2 separate regions of the Homo sapiens genome follow, and region 2 is linked to region 1. A link is an interaction called in ENCODE POLR2A ChIA-PET data of the cell type or tissue named here. Cell type or tissue: PC-9. All regions are shown on one strand.

Evidence for each region. ChIA-PET counts read pairs that join two places held together with the same protein. Peaks named below come from ENCODE experiments on the same cell type or tissue, not always from the same donor. Only the 100,000 strongest peaks of a DNase experiment are listed, where the experiment ranks them.
Region 2: POLR2A ChIA-PET joins it to region 1 with 5 read pairs; 2 of 35 experiments call an interaction of 5 or more read pairs at or near these places.

The regions. Positions count from the first base shown.
Region 1 is chr2:236,239,214-236,241,713 of GRCh38, forward strand. It overlaps ASB18 (ankyrin repeat and SOCS box containing 18), which reads right to left. Exons shown (of 6, transcript NM_212556.4): 2 at 2,067-2,189. Among named protein-coding and RNA genes, the nearest start is that of ASB18, 24 kb to the right of the region's middle. In PC-9, no CTCF peak of the experiment used is centred here; DNase peaks (open chromatin) are centred at 1,208 and 1,558; H3K27ac peaks cover 1,003 bases.
Region 2 is chr2:236,337,736-236,340,235 of GRCh38, forward strand. It overlaps DRC11 (dynein regulatory complex subunit 11), which reads right to left. Exons shown (of 19, transcript NM_024726.5): 17 at 470-647. LOC105373945 (a long non-coding RNA gene) reads left to right here and starts at 83. Exons shown (of 5, transcript XR_007088138.1): 1 at 83-148. In PC-9, no CTCF peak of the experiment used is centred here; no DNase peak of the experiment used is centred here; H3K27me3 peaks cover 2,162 bases.

The DNA.
Region 1 (2,500 bases):
ATTCGATTTGTTTTTCTGAGAGATGAAAACTACTTACTGCCTTCTCTGGGAAATGCTAAATCCCCAACCCAGCCCCACCCTACCCTAGCGCTCAGTAAACCCACCCTGGATTCCTGAGTCTTCTCAGGGACTGATGGGGAGAAGCCATAGGTGGGGATCTAGCTCAGCCACAGTGTGGGCCAGCACCGTCTCCAGGTCCTTGGCGATGCAGTCAGGAAGTCTGAATCAGCTTTCTGTAACTCCCGCCCTCTGGTCCCAGTTCTGCCACCAGGAGGGACGTGAATTAAGGCTCAGGAAGCCGGAATCAGCTTTCTGTAACTCCCGCCCTCTGGTCCCAGTTCTGCCACCAGGAGGGACATGAATTAAGGCTTCTCTGCATGTGGTGTGTCCCTCTAAGCATCAGCTCCCCCATGTCAGTGCTCTCTATGACTGTGGGCTGGATGGGCCAGCATTCTATCACGGAGGGGCACCGAGGTGGTGGCCACTGGGGACCTGCTCCCTGTACTCAGATCAATCCCTTCCCCACCAGGGGAGCTGGAATTGGCCACCGGGAAGTCTTTTCATGGGAGAGCACATGGGGCCACTGCTTTCAAACAGGGTCTGGTCGTTTCTGCTGCTGGATCTGCTGCAGGGCAGTCAGGTGTCTGTGCCGGAGGAGGCTGGAATCCAGGCAGCCTGAGCTTGCCTCCCTCTCTTCCCAGCCTGTGTGGAGGCCTTGGGCCACTACTCACTGTCCGGGCTGCCGTTTCCTCAGTACCAGCCCACATCCCTTTGCTGTGGGCGTGCTCCAGTATCCTGTCGTCCAGGTGTACCACAGGACAGCAGCAGAACTTAGGGGTGGGAAGATTCGGGAGGGAAGGAGGAAACTGATTTTGGATACAGAATGTGCAAATGATGGGTGAACATGACTATCTATTTGAAATTGTGACATTTGTGTGTGTGTATGTCCAGGGCTGCCGTTGGTATTTTTGGTCTGGGATAGGTGAGGGAGAGGAGGCCCAGAAGGGGTCGGCTGCGACATGCAGCCCCAACAGGAACTGCCATTTGCCTTTCCTGCAGCCCCCACCGCCTCACTGGTTGGCAGGAGCTGCTCGGCCCTCTGACAGTGTTTTGAGTTTATTCTCTTCTCCCCGTGTGAGGTATAAACAGAACTGTGTCAGTTCTTTGGAAGCCAACCTTCCGCATTCTTTGCCTGCCAGAGCTTAAGAGTCAGGGACATGGGACACTGGCCGCCGGCCACTGACCTCAGATTCTCAAATCCCATGGTCTGGCAGAGCTGCTGTAGATTCCAACGCATGTGAAACTTCTTGGTAAATATGTTGCATCTGAGCTGGTGGCGGGTGGGGTGCCCAAAGCAGGGTGCCATCCGAGAAAGCCCCAGATGCAGCATGGTGGTCAGCAAGTGTCTGCACATCTTGAGTGGGCAGGGGGAGGAGGGGACCTCTTTCCACTTGGGAGGTCTGCTTGTCCGCCCAGCGCACAGTGACCATGTTCAGGCAGCAAGAGCACCTGCAGACACGTATGAAGTCAGGACCTCTGGTTTCTTCCTTTTTCCTTCCCCATTCTTGGGATTCCCCAGATTCCAGGAGGAGGATCTACAGAGAGTCCTGGGGTCCTGCCTCTACTGATGCTGGCTGTGCCCCTGCTGTAGCTGTGGCATTTGCAGATTCATAAAGGACCTCACACAGAGCTGTGTGCCAGAGGCTGCTCCGGGCGCAACTGAAGGAGAGACTTTCCTTCTTCAGCACCCACCTCCCTGGCTGCCAGATGCAGGCACGGGCAGCTCCACACCTAAACCAATGCTCCTTTGTAAAGACAAGAGGCACACCCAGCGTCATCGGATAGGCATTCCCACCAATCGCTGCTTTGCCTTTCCAACTGGATCTCTTATAGGCCATCACCTAAAACCTACACTTTACTGCGAGCAAACTTCATCAGATGTCCTTTTCTTGTGTACGTTAAACCCAGTGCCACTGTGCCCAGTCTACACACGGGAGCCTTACACTCCCAGAGAGTATTAGTAGCCCCTTAAAAATAAATGACTGAGCTTTAAAGAACAAGGGTACCTGATAGTCCAAACGTGGCTGGAGATTTCACCTGCCATTCCATCTCATCCTTATTGATCTCAAACACCACGTTGGCATCCTGGAAGAACTGGTCCATGAGGGGCTTCAGATGGTCGAGGTCCCCTGCGACCAGGGCAGTGTGGTACTCCTGCACCGGGGACCCTGCTCTAGCTTGAGGATCCTTCTCTGTCTTTTGAAATATTTGAAGTTTTCCTCTCACTGGCCCTGGCTGTCTCTCCATTGAGATGCCGTCGATTTCAGAAGAGTTCTTCAGGAACGGGAAAGATGGTCTTATGGAGTGTGAGCTATTTCTATTGTCATTACTCAATTGTCATCCAGTTGGGGCTCGATGGTGGTATATTTATAACTCCTGTGGGCTCCGATGTGATAATGGTTACTTGATATGACCAGGGGCATGTGAGCACTGGGATGCC
Region 2 (2,500 bases), 99 kb after region 1:
AAAAAGTAAGCTCTCGTTGTATTTTAATGTTCATTTTAAGTAAATCATTACACAAGTGGACTTTGAGACTGGAAGAAAAAAAAAAAAACCCAACCCGGTGAAAAGAAACTACACTCTATGAGGAAGACACCATCACCATGGGTGCAAGGTGAGTGATCTTAATCTACCCGTCCCAAGAAAAATCAGCACCCACAAGGCTTTTGTCACTGTCAGGGCCAGAAATCATAATCCTTGTCCAGTTTCCTTTTGTCTTGGGTAGAGAGATATATGCTAAGAACAGAACGTGACCTAGTGGTTTATATCTGCAGCACATGCTCTGTGTTGGGTGCAGGTGCACACACCCCACCGGGTGCAGGCTCCCCTCAACTCATCTGGCGCCCACCGGGTCCAAGGGCCGCCCTCCTGGCAAGCACACAGTGGACAGCCCAGCCTCAGCTATCATGCATGGGAAGGGGCTGGGGGTACTTGCCGTATCTGGAAGCATAGTCTGGTCTGGGCACCAAAATAATTTTCTGGTAAACTTTGCAGAAAGATTGGAGTTCAGCATCGAAGGGACGCCGTGTGGTCCCCACAATCAGAATCCGGTCATCTGGTTTCAGGAGTTTCAGGATTTGGGGAAGGTGTTTTTTCAGGCGTTTAGGTTCATTCTGGGAGAGAGAAAAAAAAATTGGTCCACATATAGAAAAAAAGAATGAAAAAATGAAAGAAAATTTACTTAGGATGCATTGCAGCATCCTTTGTTAAAGTGATTGCAAAGCTCTGACAAACACAATTTCTTAAGGTTTGTCCTGGGATGGGTCTCGGAATGTGCTTCCCAGTATGACCCAGTGGATTTTAATTGTCAGTGTTTCCTTTCCTCAACCTCTGGTGTCCAGATTTAGAGGGTGGGAAGGAAGGAAGCACCTTGGCCCTAGGAATGGGAAGTGGTGGCTGATTTACAAACGGAAGGAAGCTCACTCGGACCTGTAATGAGCTGTGGTGCTCCCATTTTCCTAAGTTGTTTGGAAGCTGGACACAAGACTTCCTTTGCTGATTGCTGGAACAATGAAGAGCCCAGCTCCTGCATCTCATGTCTGAAAAATACCTGGTTACATAAGGCTGTGAAACTTATCTCTCTGAAGCAGTTGGGAAATAGTTTGAACCTGAATTATTTTAGTATAATCTCAGCACTAATGAGGGAGAGGAATGAGCGAGAACAGGCTGGCTGTTCAGCACCCCAGGGAGGACGACTTCCAGCCCGTGGGAGTCAGATCTGACCATGTTGCCATGGGCAACAGCCTGGCTGCAAACGAACCTCGCCCCCAGTGCAGACAGCAAAGAGGAAGCCGGGGAAGGAGAAGCACACCAGGGGCAATGGTGAGAGCCTCTGCAGAGACTTCCCAAGCACAGTCGAGGCCATTTTTGCTCCCATTTGGCTGACGGCTAATGATGTTCCTGCGTCTTTTCATGTGCTTATTGGTCATTTGTGTATCTTATTTGGAAAAATGTGTATTTAGATTGTTGGCCCACTTTAAAAGTTGGGTTATTTGTCTTTTTATTATTGAGTTGTAAGGGTTCTTTGTAGGTTCTATTAATAGATAGAAGTCCCTCAATATTACATGGTTTGCAAACATTTTCTTCTGTTCTGTGGGTTGTCTTTTCACTTTCTTGAGGATGTCCTTTGCAGCAAAAAAGTTTTTAATTTTGATGAGTTGCAATTTTCTTTTTGTGGCCTGTACTTTTGGTGTCATATCTAAGGAACAACTGCCTAATCTAAGGTCACAAAATTTATGCCTATATTTTCTTGTAAGAGTGTTCTAGTTTTAGCCCTTATTTTTAGGTCTTTGATACATTATCAGTTGATTTTTGTATATGGCGTGAGGTAAGGGTCCAACTCTTTCTTTTGCAGGCAGCAATTCAACAGTCCCAGCATTACTTGTTGAAAAGATTATTCTTTCTGAATTGAATTGTCTTTGCACCTTTGTCAAAACGAACTGTAATGTAAGGCTTTATTACTGGATTCCTGATTCTGATCCATTGATCTATGTCTCTTCTTAGGCAAGTCCACACTGTCTTGATTGTTGTAGCTTTGTGGTAAGTTGGAAAATGAAATTGGGACATGTGAGTCCCCCAACTTTATTTTTCTTTTGAAGAATGTTTTGGCTGGATCTCCTGAATTTCTGGATGAATTTTAGGATCAGTTACCAATTTCTGCAAATAAGCTGGCTGAGATTTCATGGGAATTGCATTGAATATGTAGGCCAATTTGGGAATTATTACCATCTTAACAAGATTAAGTCTTTCAACCAATGAATACAAATGTCTTTCCATTTATTTAGGCTTCCTTTAAATTTTTCAGCGTTTTTGTAGTTTTCAGAAAAGTCTTGCACTTCTTGTGTCAAAGAACTTTGTGAGAACAATTTCTTTTATTTTTGAGACAGAGTCTCACTGTGTCATCCAGGCTGCAGTGCAGTTGCACAATCTCTGCTCATTGCAATCACCACCTCCTGGGTTCAAGTGA